Linked DNA regions of Homo sapiens: region 1 is linked to region 2. The links are chromatin contacts, found by Hi-C or POLR2A ChIA-PET in ENCODE. All regions are on one chromosome and are shown on one strand. Each heading gives the region's core, a stretch centred on a gene start or an enhancer-like site at or near the end of the contact. The rest is flanking DNA. Distances are from core to core; before and after follow the strand shown. Region 1 has its middle 16 kb from the start of LINC02732. Region 2 overlaps DDX10 (DEAD-box helicase 10).

Evidence for each region. A loop is a pair of places that touch in the nucleus more often than their neighbours do. ChIA-PET counts read pairs that join two places held with the same protein, here RNA polymerase II (POLR2A). Pooled maps may share reads with other maps.
Region 1: a loop to region 2 is called in a pooled map, with 7 times the contacts of the local background. The contact joins two enhancer-like sites. A Hi-C loop is called at or near these places in 1 of 37 single-sample maps with no recorded cell type and 9 of 50 pooled maps. POLR2A ChIA-PET finds 5 or more read pairs at or near these places in 1 of 52 experiments (activated CD4-positive, alpha-beta T cell).

The regions. Positions count from the first base shown.
Region 1 is chr11:110,336,543-110,341,331 of GRCh38, forward strand. No RefSeq gene overlaps it. Among named protein-coding and RNA genes, the nearest start is that of LINC02732, 16 kb to the right of the region's middle. Within about 2 kb of position 1,394, at least 2 of the 41 ENCODE cell types and tissues checked have a DNase peak (open chromatin) inside an H3K27ac peak, as active enhancers do.
Region 2 is chr11:108,731,669-108,736,046 of GRCh38, forward strand. All of the region lies in intron 13 of DDX10 (DEAD-box helicase 10), which reads left to right. All of the region lies in intron 2 of LOC124902750 (a long non-coding RNA gene), which reads right to left. Among named protein-coding and RNA genes, the nearest start is that of DDX10, 69 kb to the left of the region's middle. RefSeq lists an enhancer at 2,104-2,223. Within about 2 kb of position 1,868, at least 7 of the 41 ENCODE cell types and tissues checked have a DNase peak (open chromatin) inside an H3K27ac peak, as active enhancers do.

The sequences.
Region 1 (4,789 bases), core at 144-2,643, 1.6 Mb after region 2:
CTCCTGAGTGGTTGGGATTACAGGCATGGCCTACCATGCTCTGCTTTTTTTTTGAGACAGAGTTTTGCTCTTGTTGCCCAAGGAGTGCAATGGCATGATCTCGGCTCACTGCAACCTCCGCCTCTCAGGTTCAAGCAATTCTCCTGCCTCAGGCTCCCGAGTAGCTGGAATTACAGGCACGTACCACCACGCCCGGCTAATTTTGTATTTTTAGTAGAGATGGGGTTTCTCCATGTTGGTCAGGCTGTTCTTGAACTCCTGAACTCAGGGGATTGGCCTGCCTCAGCCTCCCAACATGCTGGGATTACAGGTGTGAGCTACTGCGCCTGGCCTATTTTTTTTTTTTTTTGTCTTTAGTAGAGACGGGGTTTCACCATGTTGGCCAGGCTGGTCTCGAACTCCTGACCTCGTGATCCTCCCGCCTTGGCCTCCCAAAGTGCTGGGATCACAGGCATGAGCCACGGTGCCCGGCCTAAAGATAACTGATTTTCTTAAACAAAGTCAATCGTATAAATGCATTTGTTTTTATAGCATATATGAAAGTGTTCATGGAAAGGGATACCGATCCAGACCCCATTCTTTCTTGCATGGACCTCATGCAAGAAAGAATTCAGGGCCAGGCGCGGTGGCTCATGCCTGTAATCCCAGCACTTTGGGAGGCCGAAGCGGGCGGATCACAAGGTCAGGAGATGGAGACCATCCTGGCTAACAGGGTGAAACCCCGTCTCTACTGAAAATACAGAAAATTAGCCGGGCGTGGTGGCACGAGCCTGTAGTCCCAGCTACCTGGGGGGGCTGAGGCAGGAGAATGGCGTGAACCTGGCAGGCGGAGCTTTCAGTGAGCCGAGATCCCGCCACTGCACTCCAGCCTGGGCGACAGAGCCAGACTCCGTCTCAAAAAAAAAAAAAAAAAAAAAAAAAGAAAAAAGAAAAGAGAAAGAATTCAAGGTGACCCCATAGAGTAAAGTGAAAGCAAGTTTATTAAGAAAGTAAAGAAACAAAAGAATGGCTCTTCCATAGGCAGAGCAGCAGCATAGGCTGCTCAACTAATTACACTTAACAGTTGTTTCTTTATTATATGCTAAACAAGGAGTGAGTTATTCATGAGTTTTCCAGGAAAGAGGTGGGCAATCCCCGGAGCTGAGGGTTTCTCCCCTTTTTACACCACACAGGGTAACTTCCTGACGTTGCCATGGCATTTGTAAACTGTCATGGTGCTGCTGGGAGTGTCTCTTAGCATGCTAATGCCTTATAATTAGAGTATAATGAACAGTCAGAATGACCAGAGGTCACTTTCGGCACCATCTTGGTTTTAGTGGGATTTGGCCAGCTTCTTTATCACATGCTGTTTTATCAGCAAGGTCTTTGTGACCTATATCTTGTGCTGACCTCCTGTCTTATCCTGTGACGAAGAATGACTAACCTCTTGGGAATGCAGCCTAGTAGGTTTCAGCCTTATTTTACCCAGCCCCTGTTCACTATGGAGTCACTGTGATTCCAATGCCTCTGACAGAAGTAAAATATATGATAACATAACACAGAGGCTGAAAGGCCTATACTGTTACAAGGTTCTCATGCAACACATGAAGTGGTATAATATTATTTGAAGATAGACTGTGATGGATTAAAGATGTATATTTTAAACCCTAGGTTAAGCACTAAAAATGTATGTGAATGAAGTACAAATAGTGAGCCAATAATAAAGATGAAATGGACTCATTAAAAATACCCAAATAATCCAAAACAATATAGAAATAGAGGAAAGAGGAATCACAGAACCAAAAAGAAAAAAAAAACTACAAAAAATTAAGGCTGAGCACAGTGGCTCATGCCTGTAATCCCAACAATTTGGGAGGCTGAGGTGGGAGGATCACTGATGCCAGGGTTTGAGACCAACTTCAGCAACATAGGAAAATCCCATCTCTACCAAAAACAAAAACAAGTAAAAGAATCAAAGAACAGATGGAATAAATGGAAAATGACTACGAGATGGAAGATTTTAATTCAACCATATCAATAATTACAAAATAGTCTAAATGTACCAATTAAAAGACAGAAATTATCATTTGGGTAAAACTCAAGATTGAATTTTTTAAAAAAGCTCAAGAATATACTGTCTACAAGAAACCCATTTCAAATGTCAAGATATAACTAGGTTAAAAAAAACTAGCCTAATCCCCTGTTTATTAGCATCAACAAAACGTCTAATATTAGGCATTGCTGCCATCTCTTCTCCACCCACAATTAGACTGCACAAAAATATAAGAGCCTCCAAAGTAAACAGGAGACCTAGTCCTTGATCTCCATAGTAGCCAGAGTTTCACTTGCTCCTTCCATTACTATACGATGCCATTTTCACTTCCTCCTCATTTGTCTTTGAGCTTTGTTGCATTGGGTAGGAAGAGAAACGTTCTTTTTTTTTTTTTTTTGAGATGGAGTTTCCCTCTTGTTGCCCAGGCTGGAGTGCAATGGCACAATCTCGGCTCACTGCAGCCTCCACCTCCAGGGGTTCAAAGCAATTCTCCTGCCTCAGCCTCCCGAGTAGCTGGGATTACAGTCGCCCGCCACCATGCCCGGCTAAGTTTGTATTTTTAGTAGAGACGGGGTTTCTACATGTTGGTCAGGCTGGTCTTGAACTCCCAACCTCAGGTGATCCACCCACCTCGGCCTCCCAAAATGTTGGGATTACAGGCGTGAGCCACTGTGCCTGGCCTGAGAAACGTTCTTTACAATGGTCTCTTCTACTGACCACAGGCTCAGCTACAGGGAACCCTACCTTTATTACCAGGGCTACAGCGCTTGGTGACATAGATAACACCCATCTGAGGTCCTACCTTTTCACAGCTCCACTATTTGTAGAATATAATAGTTCTCCATCCTTCCCAGTCTCAAAACTCTTAGATAATTCAGCTCTATCCTGCTCTTAGCCTCAATGGAAAAACAAAAGTGTCTTAACTTTTCAGTGGTGATCAAGAAGCCCCAGCCTTCAGCTTAAAAAGCTCTGGCTTTTCCCTTTAAAGGGGACTGCTCTGTGGTGGTAAGGAAGTGCCTGTGCATCAGTTAGACTTGCATTCACAGGCAAATAACAGAAAAACCACCTGTAGTCCCTTGACCACATAGAGGTTTAATTTTCTTCACTGAAGTCTGTCTGTATCAGATAGCTGCTGACCTTGGTTCTACAATTTGGTGATGTCAGAGTCCATGTATCTGTGCTTGTCCTGACTTTTCTCTCATGGGTACAAGATGACACTGTAGATTCAGCCATCAATTCTGCATTCAAGAGAAAAGGAAGTGGGTGAAGGAGAACACAGACCTTATGTGTTCTTTCTTCAGCGAAGCAGAAGTTTTTCCGAACCTGATCTTCCTTGATCATGTTAAATGAAAAACCTCAGTTGCATTAAATTTAAAAGAGCTTAATTGGACAATGAACGATTTGCATATTGGGCAGCCTCCTGAGCCAGAGTAAGCTCAGATACTCCAGTGCAGCCATGTGGTGGAAGAAGATTTTTGGATAGAAAAAGGCAAGTGATATACAAAAAATGGAAGTGAGGTATAAAAATAGCTGGATTGGTTACAGTTTGGCATTTGCCTTATTAGAACACAGTTTGAATGCTCAGCAGTGTATGAGTGGTTGAAGAATGGCTGCTGGGATTGTCTGAGACTCAGCTCTTATTACAGACACATACTCCTAAATTAGGTTTTCAATCTTATCTACCTACTAAGTTAGGTTACTGTCCATTCACAAGGGCTCAAATATGGAAGCACAGAGTCATTCTCAGGCCATATTTAGTTTGCTTTAACAATCATCAGGCCTCATGATGTCCCATGGGCCAGAACTGGGTCCCAGGGCCATCTCTAGATGCAAGGAAAAACAGAAAAGCAAGTATTCTGCTTTTCAGGCTGTATAGTGGGAGGCATAAATGGATAAGAGGTTTGGGAATGGCTTTGAGTAGCTGTTCAACATTATGTTTCATAATCCCTTGTTCCTTCCTGATGAGTAGAAAACAAGGCAGAGTTAATTTCTCAAACACAATATGCTGGTACTTGGGTCAGAGCAGCGCATTACATACATATGACGTCCAGGCACTGCAAATAAGAACCACTGTACTCCAGCAGGTCACAAAAAAGAGAACAGAATGAGTTGTGCATCAGAAATGGGGAAAGTAGTCAGAGGACAAGAAGTATTAGAAGGAATGGGAGTGAAAAGGGGAAGAATCACAGAGACTTTGACCTAAAGAAGCATAAACAAAGTAACAGCCTGAGGGCTTGGGACCCCAAGGCCCAATTCAGGAGCACAAAGGGAAGAAACTTCAGAGGCTGTGCTGTAGCCCTGGGCACCATATTTGTCAGCACCACCAAGAGCATCCTCTGCAGGCTGCTCATACCTAGCTGGGCAGGATTTGAGGAATTATGAGGGCCAAGTTGGTGAATACTGCTTTCTGTGTTTTTGGTGTTACCTTATGCCTGGACTGGAGTGGAAACACACAAGTTACACAATTAAATCTGATATATCAATAAAGTTGCATTTGACATATATGTAGTTTCTTTATGATTTTGAAGAAAAACATACTTTACATAAATAAGAACTATCTAGTCATTGAAAGGTCACTGGAAATAAAAACACAGAGGACAGGGAAATTAAAATAAACTCTCCACTAAATCACTAAATTTCATATTACAATTCCATAAATTCCAATTCTTTTTTTTTTTTTTTTTTTTTTTTGGAGACAGAGTCTCCCTCTGTTGCCCAGACTGGAGTGCAGTGATACGATGATCTTGGCTCACTGCC
Region 2 (4,378 bases), core at 618-3,117:
TGGGATTATAGGTATAAATCACTGCACCCATCCTGGCTTTCCATTTTATCCTTTACTTTTGCATTTCATATTTTAGTGTTGTATGCATCCATCAGTCACTGGAGGCTGCTTTTTTCCTTTATTACCTATTTTTAAGGATAGACGAGATATAGAAAAATCAAATCATACATAAAATGGGAATAATACTATCATTTGCACATATAAATGAGTATATTCCCTGTGGGAAGACTAAGCACTTTTCCAGACACTGCTGACTTTGTTGAAATTTTTGTTGCTCATGTTTTAGAATTGTCTTTGTAGACACCATACCAGACACAGAAGGGAACTGGCTTTGTTACTTATAACTTATCCTCTTTATCTTGATTATCTTTTTTTCCCTTTCTTGTCTCTCTGGAAAAAGAAGATTTGTACAAGAACCAAATTGAAACTTGGAGCCAGTAGGAACCCATTGGATTGTAGATTTTATGGAATATGTCTAATAATCATATCATTATAATTAAGACCATAATTATTTGGCATTTTACCATATACTGAACACTTTCTGCATAAGTTCTCATTTTTCCTTATGACAAGAAAGGTAGCTATTAAAATTTCGGAGGAGGAAAGGAAGGCTTTTAAGTGACTTGTCCAAGGTCACAGTGGTGAAGTTAGCAGTTAAACCTATTTGTGATGCTAAGTCACATTTTCTTTCTCTGCTGTCGTGCCTACCATTATTTGTGTGTAGTTTGCTTTCTGTAATTGGGTAATGTCAGTGTAATTGACAGTATTGTAAATAATTTTGGGCTACTCATTGTGTGCGCACACTTGGAGTATAAAATGAATGTTTGCCTTTAGACTTCGGCGTAAATGGAGACGAGAGGTACTGAGTGCCAGGTGCAAGCAAGGCCTTCTGGAATGCTGCCTTGTCACAATCCTTTTCTGTTTGACGAGATCGATGCAGTGAAGGACAACAAGATTTTCTTAGCAGTGGAGAAGTGCCACGAGTGATGAAGCAATAAGACATGTGCAGGAGAGAGCGCAGGTGTAGTGATCAGGCACAAAGGCAGTAAGAGATGGCTGGTTGACCTCCCACCATAGGGAAGAACCTTGTTTTGGCTAATTGTCTTGTTGGGTGTTCAGAAAGTTGACCTCCAGGGAGACAGTGTTAGATAAGAGCATGAACATACAATTAAAATGATTAAATTAAAATTTATTTTTGGAACACTTATTTCCTTAAATGTGAGAATGAAATCTCTAAGCATATGCTTTCTTTTCTTTTTCAGTTTAAACCTTTTTAGAAATGAGACTGGGTAGATTCCATTTTAGCTCAACAAATGTCCTTTTAAAGCTTTCTTAAAAGTAAACATAGGTCAGTTTTAATTAAGATTTGAATGATACCCATAGATTATTCATTGTACCTTAGAGTTGATTCCAGATCCTGTTTACATTGATTTAGTCCTACTTTTTTTTTTTTTTTTAGTAGCTTTTTCTTTTTTTAGTACTGTAAGAACTCACTGTTGGTGTTAAAACACAGATTAGCTAACTTTGAAGCTTATAAGTATACTCTTATAAAAAGATTCCAAGTTCCAAATCAAGATTCTCCTATGTGGGAGCTAGGATGTTTCTGCCTCTTGTCTCTTCACTTTTTCTCTTTCTCTCTTTTTCCCTCCTTTCAGCAGCAGTTACCTAACGGATGCCAGGGACTGTGTTAGGTACTTAGTGACTTTTAGGAACTTGGACTAAGTATTTGTAAAATAAGTACTGGAAAATGATTAACATCTATCAATTTTTTTATAACTTACCATGCACTTTGACTATCATATCTCACTTATTTAAATTCTTACCACAGCCTTGTGTAGTGTTGTTGTCATGTTACAAGTTCAGACACAGGCTTTGACAGGTTCACTTACTTCCTTGCCTAATGTTGCATAGTTAGTGAAGCGCTAGCACTGGAGTCTGTACTTAGGCCCCTCTGACTTGCCTCGGTATGATTGTGCTTGCTTTGATTCCCGTCATTTCTACATTTAGTGGTGGCTTTTAGTGTTCCATTTTCACTTCCCACTTACACTGCCATTCTGCCCCCAGATTCTTATTACCTCATTCTTGGCTCGGGGGGATAAGCTTCATAATTGGTTCTCGTTGTTCTTCTGAGTCATCTTCCTGTGAACCTTGGTCAAATTAGTATTTTTTTTCAAGTGGTTTACCTTCCATGCTACCCTTAAGTTCACCCTTGCAGTTGGGTTTTGTAAGCTAGCCCCTATCCTATTGTCCTGCGAGACCATTCTTCCCAGTTTCCACTTAAACAGTGAAGGATTCCTTCCTGGATTATTTTCTTCCCACTCCAGCATTTCACATCTTTCAAGATGCAGTGCTTATCTTGTCTCTTCTTTGAAGCCATCCCTTACTTCTTCAACCCACTGACCTCTGGATTCCAATGGTCTATTTTGCTAGTATTTTTTTCTTTTTCTTGACATTTCATAATGTAGCCACATGTCTCTTAATTTTTATCTCTTCCATACCTGGTGATTTGTGTTCAGGGGCCTTATGTAATGTTCAGTTGACTTAAACAGAAGGAAGAACTCTAAAGTCAAGACTACTGTACTCCGAATTTTTGCTACCATGAAGTGAAACAATGGTAGCATGATCTCAGATGTTGCCAGCTGAAATAGTTTGGTATATATGCTCATTTGTCTTATAGGTGTCTTTTCTGTTTTTTGGCATCCTGTGCTTAATTCTTTTTTTGTAATCTAAGCTTTGTTCCAATTCAAAAGGAGTTGTTATTGTGTAACATGAAGCTTAGATGCATATATTGAGTTGCTTTATGTATTTTTTTTCCTATTTGAGTTTGGTATGCAGATGACTTCCTGAGGATGTAAATTTTCAGTGGAAAGCTTAAAGCTGGTTTTGGCATGATGTTTATTCTGTAACATGCTGAATCATTATATCAAATATTGAGTCGTTTTCCTTTATCTCCTTCTTTTATACAATATTCAATATTTATAACATCTGCTAACTACTGAATTTTTAAATCTACTTTTGTGGTTGAAGTTTAAACAGCTACTTTTACAGGCCGTATTTATCTTTATTTTAAGGTAGTTACACAGGTAATGAAAGAAATGTGAAATAGGACAGGCTGTTCTTGAAGGTCATGTGAATTGCCCTTTGAACTTGTTATATGATTAGAAATAAGGAGTTTTCAAATTCATAAACAAGTGCTTGTTTATATGGCTCTAACAAATATAATTGTACAACACTGCTAATATGGCAGATTAGTTTCCAGAAATGCTGTTCATAAGACCACTTTTTAAGTCTCTAAGCAGTGTGTGTATCTGTACCTGAACTTGTTAATGGGAGGACTGTCTTTGTGATGGCACTGGATTCAACTTTCACATTTCTTTTCAACACTTTTAAATTGTCCAAGCAAATTTTTGTTTTGACTTTGTTCTTTTCAATGCATATTTTGAAACACGGTTTCAAGTCCAAGGCAACATCTGAGGCTAGTGCCATCTGTTGGTGACAGTTAGAATTAAATCACTTTTGCTTTGATGCGAAGCTTTGTTCTTTACCATGAAAGTGTACATTTTAGGTGAAATGCCGGCTTATTAAGTGAAGACTTCATGAAGTTTTTAGAAAAATTTATTCAGCAAATATTTGAACACCTGCTGTGTGCTAGGCATTGAGAGCTGTTAGCAAAACCAACAGTATTCCCTGTGCATTAATGGGTGGGATGGACAAAAAATGAATATGTGTGCTATGGTAGGGGCAAGATGAAGCAGTGTAAGGGGGATATAGAATTCAGGGAAGGTGGGTGGCATGCTGCAATTTCAGATAGAATGATCAGAGGTGGTCACCATGGAGGGTGTATAAGGCACTCTTCTGTTGTTGCTGGATCATGAACTTTAGAGGTTTTAAGCATTGAAAATATTATTGTTCCTCCTCCCCCATAGGTAATTTGAAATGAAAACAGTATGAAACTTGAAAATAGTAAGAAAGTCCTGAAGTTATTTTCTCCATGATGGCTACTTCACTGCTTTTGTTGAAATAAATTATTTCAAGAACATTAAAAAAAAAAAGTATTCCAGCTTTACTGGTTCTCTGAGCATATGTGTAAGCTGCCAGTTGGTTTATTGAACACTGAGAGCTAGGCACTCTAGGGGGAATGTGAAGATAATTCAGACCTTCTTTGAACCTTGCACTAGCAGGTTGATTGGTTAGAGCAGTGGCACTTCAGTAAATTAAGTGGGAACAGGGATGTCTGCATATTAAGAAATGCCTATTGTTTAGTGAAAGTGAAGTATAAGTATAAACTTACTTATAAAATAAGTGTAAGATTAGCATACAGATTTCATGATGATTTAAATCTTAAGTCTTTAGGACAGTGTTTCTCAAGCCGTCTTTG